Regions from separate parts of the Homo sapiens genome. Here region 1 is linked to region 2. Evidence: chromatin contacts called from ENCODE Hi-C or POLR2A ChIA-PET data. All regions are on one chromosome and are shown on one strand. The core of a region is the stretch at or near the end of the contact, and the rest is flanking DNA. Distances in the headings are between cores, read along the strand shown.

Evidence for each region. A loop is a pair of places that touch in the nucleus more often than their neighbours do. ChIA-PET counts read pairs that join two places held with the same protein, here RNA polymerase II (POLR2A).
Region 1: a loop to region 2 is called in a map of natural killer cell, with 4 times the contacts of the local background. The contact joins two enhancer-like sites. A Hi-C loop is called at or near these places in 1 of 168 maps with a recorded cell type or tissue (natural killer cell). POLR2A ChIA-PET finds 5 or more read pairs at or near these places in 3 of 52 experiments (H1, OCI-LY7 and activated CD4-positive, alpha-beta T cell).

The regions. Positions count from the first base shown.
Region 1 is chr1:221,824,049-221,828,508 of GRCh38, reverse strand. It overlaps LINC01655 (long intergenic non-protein coding RNA 1655), which reads left to right. Exons shown (of 4, transcript NR_125989.1): 4 at 753-843. Among named protein-coding and RNA genes, the nearest start is that of LINC01655, 14 kb to the left of the region's middle. Within about 2 kb of position 1,573, at least 8 of the 41 ENCODE cell types and tissues checked have a DNase peak (open chromatin) inside an H3K27ac peak, as active enhancers do; they include natural killer cell, where a contact is called at or near this core.
Region 2 is chr1:221,519,721-221,523,813 of GRCh38, reverse strand. No RefSeq gene overlaps it. Among named protein-coding and RNA genes, the nearest start is that of LINC02817, 190 kb to the right of the region's middle. Within about 2 kb of position 1,938, at least 2 of the 41 ENCODE cell types and tissues checked have a DNase peak (open chromatin) inside an H3K27ac peak, as active enhancers do; they include natural killer cell, where a contact is called at or near this core.

The sequences.
Region 1 (4,460 bases), core at 324-2,823, 310 kb before region 2:
TGAAATTTTATCTTCTTTTCACAGCCATAGCCTGGGAAGTAGGACCCCTTTCTTTGTACCTGCAAAACAGCTGTGGATGGCTACAAAAATGGTCTTGAAAAAATGTTGAGATAGACAAAGAAACACATGCATTCCCAATCACAGATTTCATTATTAACTCTATCTCAAGAAAGGTGCTTGAGTTTGAGGTCCCACATTCTTGGAATGGTGACTACTGGGAGCTTCACCTTAAGGGTTGAGGATGTGTTTCCTTGGCTTCCCTCAATTCCCAGATTATCAAGTTTCTTTCTTTCAGTGACTCAGTGACAAAAGTCTTTTGCCTTTCTACTTCCTTTCTAGGGAGTAATAAAGAAGAGGGGTATGAGTGGGACTCAGGGATAAATGGAGGTAGAGAGGAGGTTCAAGAGATGAACCAAAAACATCTTAAATAAAAAATGCTCCCAGCAGAGGGTCAGGGGTGGATGTGCCTGATTCTGAATGCAAGTCAAATATGCATTTGTCTCAGGTGAGCAGAGGGATGACTTCTATCTCTGTCTTTGTTCTGCACCTATGAAGATAAACTGTTGAATATAAGATGTTCCTACCTGTTCTAGGGCAAGACAAGATAGTTAAAAAAAAAAAAAAAGAGGTGATGGTAGATGCTACCCCAAATGGAAAGGTGAGGGGTTATTGATGGCACACACCAAATTTAGTAAGCTCACTTATGACACCCAGTAAGGACTGTTTCATTGCATGAAGCACTTTTTGTGCAGGTGTAGGGACAGATCAGAAGATTCTGGAAAAGGCAGATCACCAAAGAACTCAAGATGTACTGATATTTTGCCAGTTTCCTTCATCAACAACTTGTCTTCTTTACCAACTAAGGGCAAACAAAGAGAACAAACTAAAAAAAAAAAAAAAAGAAAAGAAAAGAATTAAATAATTAAACAAAGAACTTAAATAAGAAGGTAAGACCCCCCCCCCAAATCTCCCAAGATAGTGAGAAATGTATTTGCGTCATGTCTGCCTAACAATGAGCTATTATTAGGATGGTAGAAAATAGCAGCAAGTAAGGACTACAGATTTCACCCAGAGGCAGAGCAGACAAAAGAGACAACAGTTTCCTGGGAAAGGAAGATGATTCCAGTTTAATTCATCCAACAAAACTCTTCCAAGAATGAGACCAGAAACCCTAACTGCATCTTGGAGGGAGCTGGAGGCTTTCCCATCACAATGAGGCCAACTGCTACCATGGGTGCCAGTGCCAGAGCCACTGTCTGCAGGCACTATCATGTCTGTGTGGGCCAAGGAGCAATCTAAATTAAGATGATCATCTAGGTCCTCAGGCCCTCAGGGTGAGTACATATTGCAGCAGTTTCAGCCTGTTTCATGCCCTCCATCTGCAGATCTACAATGTCTATAGCCAGATTCACTGACCCCCAACCCCTCAACTTCAGATCTCAATCCCCAGAACAATGTGGGCTTAAGACAGGAAATATTGAAGCGGGTTTAGCACTTCCTCCTCCTCCCCCAACAGCAGTGGCATCCTGGTGTTGAGTCATTCTCCAGATTAGGTTGAACCAGCTGACCACTGGGCTCCCTGTGTGTCACCTGAGTCACCCTCACTCTTGATTTGGCCTAGGGGTCCTCAGTGGGCTTCCGCCCCCACCCCTGGGTTGCAACTCTCTAGTCGAATAACATTCCCACTGTAATTACAAAACTCCTATACCCAAACTTCTTCCTGGGAAACACTGAAGAGTGTTGCACTTTTCCTTCTTTCTTTCTCTCTTTCTTCCTTCCTCCCTCCCTCCCTCTCTTTTCTTTCTTTCTTTCTTTCTTTCTTTCTTTCTTTCTTTCTTTCTTTCTTTCTTTCTTTCTTTCTTTCTTTCCTTCTTTCTTTCTTTCTCTTTCTTTCTCTCTCTCTCTTTCTTTCTTTTCCTTTTTCCTTCCTTCCTTCCTTCTTTCTTTCTTTCTTCCTTTCTTTCTTTCTTTCTTTCTTTTCTTTCTTTCTCTTTCTTTCTTCTTTCTTTCTTTCCTTCAAAATGGAGTTTCACTCTGTCACCCAGGCTTGAGTGCAATGGCGCCATCTCGGCTCACTGCAACCTCTGCCTCCCAGGTTGAAGCGATTCTCCTGCCTCAGCCTCCTGAGTAGCTGGGATTACAGACGTGCACCACCATGCTCAGCTAATTTTTGTATTTTTAGTAGAGACAGGGTTTCACCATGTTGGTCAGTCTGGTCTCGAACTCTTGACCTCGTGATCCACCCACCTCGGCCTCCCAAAGTGCTGGGATTACAGGCATGAGCCACCGCGCCCAGCCATGAGTTGCACTTTTCGACCTTGGTTCTCATCTCATCCTTGGTTCAACCATCTTGTCTTGCTCTTGATTTTCCTGAAATGGGAGAGTTCCCTGACCCCCCTCACAGAACATGCAACAGGGGTGTGGCTTGTCTGTTCAGCTGCCTTACCTCCCTTATAGGAGTGGGAGCATGCAGACGGGCAGGTGCAAGAGCCAGGACAAGCACTTTTGGGCTCAGGCTCCATGGTAGCATCTAGGGGTGGGTGCCTGCAACTCCCAAAGCCCAGGTGGGTGTGTTACAGTGCTCTTTTAGCTCTGCTGTCTGCAGATGGCTTAAGTGTTAACCAGCTCAGTGCCCTCTTGGTACCTGAGTCCTTGTTCAGTATCCAGGACGAATTAGGTCACATGGACGAATTGAAGGTTGGCAAATGCAGGGGACTTTGTTGTCAGATGGAGATGGCTCTCAGCTGGAGGGATGGGGAGCTGAAGAGGGGATGAAGTAGGAAGAATGATCTTCACCTGGAGTTTGGCTGTCCTGCAGCCAGTCTCCTCTCCAACCATCCCCAGATGAACTCCTCTTGATGTTCAGATATTCCTTCTTTTCTCTCCTTCTCTGCCAGGCCCACTTTTCTGCCTCTGCTCATCTACTTGTGGAGCATGGGATTTGGGGTTTATATGGGTATGAGATAGTGGGGCATGGTGGGCCAGAAGGCAACATTTGGGTGCAAAAAGAGAAATGCCTGTTTCTATTTAGGGCCATGGGTTTCCAGGCTTGAGGGTGGGGCCTTTGCCAGGGAACTGCCTTCTTCTACCCAGTATTTCCCTGTCTCTTGTCCATATCAGTACCTCTCTCCTTATCTGAGGTTAAGATCAGGGGAGTCTTTAGCTCTGTATCTTAGTTTAGTGTTGGGGTCTGGATTTCTGGGGAACAAATCTGCCAGAGGCTGGCACCCTGCCCTGAATTCCAAAAATTACCTGCCCCCAATTTTCAGTGGGCCCTGCTCATGTTTTGGCATAATTTGCAATTCCACTTGGAGCACCTGGTGCCAGCTACTTAGCTGAATCGCTATGTGGAAGGCTGAACTCCTTGCACCTGTGCCTTCTCCAACCTCTCCTGTTAGCTTGGCCTGTCCCACTCTGAAGGGCATGTCTAGTGCCAAGTCTCAGTCCCTTTCCTGCCTACACTGTCCTGCTCCCAACAAACCTCCACACCTCCTGATAAATCCTGGCACAAGAGAAGAATGTATGGGAAAGTGTCAGCCTCAGAACTTCTTGGGAATTGAGAGTGAGGGAGTTGCTGGGGAGGAGGGCTGGTCCCAGATCCTAATGCCCACCTTGCTTCTCCTTGAGGATTCTGGTTGATAAAAGATACACATATTGTTAAATGAGGATTGCAACATTAGTTCTGTTTGACTTTCTGTAACAATTAGAAGACTAGAGAATATAGCTGGGTTTCTGACCTCCCACTCAGAATTATAGAGAGCCAAGTCTTCCCTACAAGGTGGACTTATCCACCCAGTCCCAGGCTGAGAAGCTGGAGATCAGTCCTCCCTGCTCTGAGGTGGTCCCACCAAGGGGTTGACCCACAGAGACTGACCCATTGCTCTGAAATAAAGGCTAGTTCAAGAAGAATCAGGAAATGGGGGAGCATGTAGGAGAAGTGAGTGACCTTGAGTTTTTACCCTGCCCAGTAGAGGAATAGCCAGTGTGTCTGATAACCAAAGTCATTCTTCTCTCTTTGGAGTGGGAAAGGTATAGGAATGAGGTAGGTCCTGAAAATTCCCACTCCATCCCTTCCCCCAAATGAAGAAGGTGTTGATGGAAGCACCTTCCTTTCTGAGTTGTGGAGGAGATGATTCAGCTGAGCCAAATGACATGTGAACAATAGAAACAGTTCTACCTCCCATGAACTGTTGGCTTGCTGTCTTCTTCATGAGTCAGTTTTAGCAGAGTGTGGCCAAGAAAATCCCCATGATGGAGACTGGGTAAACAGTCAACCTCTGTGGGTCACCTCCCTTCCATCCTCTACTCAGTGCAAGTCAAAGCTGCCCATCACTGGGCACTGGGCAGTCAGGGGACTCCTGATGACTGACTCAGAGCAGAGTGACGTAGTGACAATCAGGCACAGAAAATCAAGTTCCACAGAAGCCTGACAAATGAGCGCTTTTCTCTGCTCTCAAATC
Region 2 (4,093 bases), core at 689-3,188:
GATCTGTTCTTAGATGACATCATAAGTACAGGGCACTAGGAAAAGATCACTTACACCAGAAATGGGTTACTTGATGTTTTATTTCTCCAAAATGGATGGACTGTCACATTAATATAAGCAGATACCAGTTGTCTATTGAAAGACAATTTTCCATGGATGTCTTATATTTCTACATGTAGTACAAGTAAGGCTCCAACTACCTTTTTCCCCCCTGGACTATCTTTTCAAGGATATTTGTAACAGCCTTGGAAGATGGAGGTAGTATTTTCCTCAAGAAAAAAGAACAGATTTGCTATAGCCTGGGATGGGAGAGATAGTCTGTCCCACTGCTACAAAAGGTAAATGTGCTTATTGCCCATTATGAAAGATTCTTTTTAATAAACTCAATATTTTTCTTCTGTAATGTAACCCACTACATAGGCAGACATCATCTGGCTCTCTGGGCCTCACCTTGTGGGAACCAGAGCTTGAGGAACCATCACAACAAGCTTGTAATCTGTACAATCTGTCCACTGCTGTTGCAACGAATAATCTGTTCTTCTTCTCTGAGCCAGGAGTTTTGTGAATTCAACCATGTCTCATGAAACTGTGGCAGTCTAACTTATTAGCTTGCAAGCAGAGTAAAAACAAGTCTTAGAAATGACCCCATTATCTTACGTAAACTGCAATGTAAATGGACCCTGTTAGACATAAAACATCTATTTGACAATTATTAATGCCGAAGAGTGTAAGGGAAGAGGCAGCTCATCAGGTTGGGCTACCTGGCTCTGGTCCAGCTTTGCCCTAGATCCTGGGATGGGAAATCGCAGCCCATGAGCCAAATCCAGCCTGTAGCCAGTTTCTTTACAGCTAGACTAAAAAATATTTTTACATTTTTAAAGAGTTGTAACATAACCAAACAAAGAATATGTGGTAGTGACCACAAGTGGCTTGTAAAGCCTAAAACATCAGACCTTTACAAAAAAGGAAATGTTTGCCAATTCCTGTACTAGAAACCTATAGCCTTTTCTTGGAGATCACAGAACTAGAAAAAAATACTGGTTGCATAATTTCCAGAAATTGTGCCTGTAATTCTAGCATGGCTTTGAGCAAAGATGAGCTCATTCTACCTCTCTCAAGCCGATGCTCAGGAGGCCATGAAAAATAATCCACAAGACTGATACGGTTTGGATCTGTGTCACCAACAAATCTCATGTTGAATTGTAACCCTCAATGTTGGAAGCAGGGCTTGGTGGGAGGTGATTGGCTCATAGGGGTGGTTTTTCATGAATGGTTTAGCAACATCTCCCTTGGTACTGTCCTCAGGTTACTGAGTGAGTTCTCATGAGATCTGGTTGTTTAAAAGTGTGTGGCACCTCCTCCATCTCTCTCTCTCTCTCTCTCGCCCCTGCTCCTGCCATGTAAGTTGTATCTGCTCCTCCTTTGCCTTCTGCCATAAATTTAAGTTTCCTGAGGCCTCCCCAGAAGCCGAGCAGATGCCAGCATCATGCTTTCTGTGCAGCCTGAAGAACTGTGAGCCAATTAAATCTCTTCTCTTTATACATTGTCCAGTCTCAGGTATTTCTTTATAGCAATGTAAGAATGCACTAATACAAAGACCCACGGAGATGCAGTGAAGGGGGCTGGGAGACTGGGCTCAGGGTCTAACAACCACAAAGATGGAGGACAAAGACTACCCCCAACTTTGTGTGTGTGCCTGAGCAGACAGGGCACTCCTCCTGATTGACATGAGCTGGAAGGTTGTATCTGGCTTAGAACATTGGTCAGTGGGTGCCATCACTAATAAATGGGTCTTCCTTTCTACCTCAATCACTAAAAATTGGCTTTCTTTAAATTAAATGAGGGAGATACGATGATTCATGTAACACCAGGGCAACATCTGTCTTGTACAACAGGAAGCGCTGCCACACCTCGCAAGAGAAACTGTGAACTTAAGGGGAAAATAGCCCCATCTTGCTACAAAATGAAACCATCACTAACACATAAAACAGCTGATACATTGACTCATACCCTCCATGTGGCCTTCCACTGACCAGGATATCAAATCTAGGCAAGGATCAGAGTTTTATTCCCACTATATCCAGACTTTGATTACCTCTTTAATCCAGAAATAAGCCTTGCAAACACTAAGCAGTGTTAGCTTAGAGGATACACATGCATTTAGGTGAATGAAGTCTCTTTAGGGTCTCTTTCATGGCTCCATAGAGGGCCTGATGGTCCTTGGCAAATGTCCATAGCAGTTGATACAGCTCTGCCAAATGCAGTTTTTAAAAATTGTCTCACAATACTATATTGTAAATAACATGCACTGTTGTCTTCCCCGCCATGCCTTTCACACACCCTCTTCCCTAGGCCTGGAATCTTCCTGATATCCCAATATCTAATAATTGAACGCTTGTTTTTCCTATCTCAGCTCAAACAGTATAAACAGTATTTCCTTGAGGAGACTCTCCAGAATAAGTAAGGACTTCCTATTTCCTGATTCTGCCATGTGCTACACTTTTTCTTCATGACCCTAACCATGCTTATATGTTCAGTGTTTCTCTTTCCACTCCCTGGGACCAGGAACAGAGTTGTGTCTCTAGTGTGTAGCACAGTACTGGGCACATAGAAAGAACCCAGACTTTGTGGAATGAACAACCAGAGCAGGCATTTATGCACCCAAGTTACAGATGAAGACAATGAGAACAGCATGCCATAGCTAGTTATGGTCCAAAGAGAATGAGACACACATGGAGAAGGCCTGAACTCAAACTGAAAATTGGAGTCAAGCTCAACAGAGACTAGGCTGGATTACTCAACCTGGAGCTGACCCAAAATTACATGAGTTAGTATAAAAGATGGTTTATTTTAAGCCATTGACTTTTGAGATATTTCTTATACAGCATTACTGTGACAATAACTGACTGATATGGGTGGGTTCTGACAAGTGAGATATTTTGTAGAAAGTATAAAAATTCATTACAGCAGTATCTATTAATGATTAGATTGATCACGGTCAGGGAGTGAGTGTACGGTATGAACAGCATGGTTCAGAAAGATTATAACTAGCCCAAGGCCAAAATGTTGCTAAGTGGCAAGCTTGGGTTCAAACTCCAGTCTTCTGAAAATAATAAACCTTGTTCTACTTTTCCACAGATGCTCCTGTTGAATTCGGCAGCACTCTGGTGATAAAAACCTACTTCTGTGGCTGTTTCTCTGTAAGTCTATGTTAGGATACTTTTGCCTCTGGGATCTTAAGACCTACAGGAGTTGCTCAGGTAATAAGTAAATGCAGGAGCTTTAGGGAAGAAAGAAGGAAGGAAGGGATGAAGGAAGGAAGGAAAGAAGGAAGAAGAAAGGAAGGAAGGAGGAAAGAAGAAAGGAGGGAAGGAAGGAAGGAAGAAAAGAAAGAAGGAAGGAAGGGAGAAAAGAAAAGAAAAAAGAGAAGAAAAGAAAAGCAACTGTCCATCCATGCAGATGAAATATATCCTTTCATTTAGGAAGCAACAAGAGTTATAACAATGTAGTTCTGGATGAACTGTCTGGCTGTGTCCCATCATTCGCATTTGGAAGGTATCATGACTTTGATAAATGCCAGTGAGAAGTCCTGGGTTGATGACTGGATGACACTTTTCCAGATTCATAGTACCAGAGCACATGGGAGTTTAACTGTCCCATAAATACTAGGTGCTATCTCTCCCCTGCTCAGAAAGCTCCCAAATCTGTTCATCTCAATGCTTTGCTGCCTCCTTCAGCACACTGTAGATTTTCCCAGCAATGTTTTGTGGTTCATTTAAGTCACCACTCATGTCCCCAGGCCAAAGCTGGGAGGAGGGAAGAGAGAATAAAAGAGCAACCTATGTATAGTGTTCCAAATGCCCACACACTTGTGCCTACATCAATTGAGCCCTCTTCTTTTGACTGCCTGAGTTGCTCCAGAATTGTGACAGGTGCTGAAAAACATACATTAACCCTTTCATGTCACTGGAAGACACGAGAGTGCCAGGATCAGAGTTTTCAAGGAGTAAAATGTAAACTAGAATCTTCTCACTAGAGTGCTCTTTGGACAGAGAGACGACTTTAAATTTCACATGGGTGAGACACAGAGCTA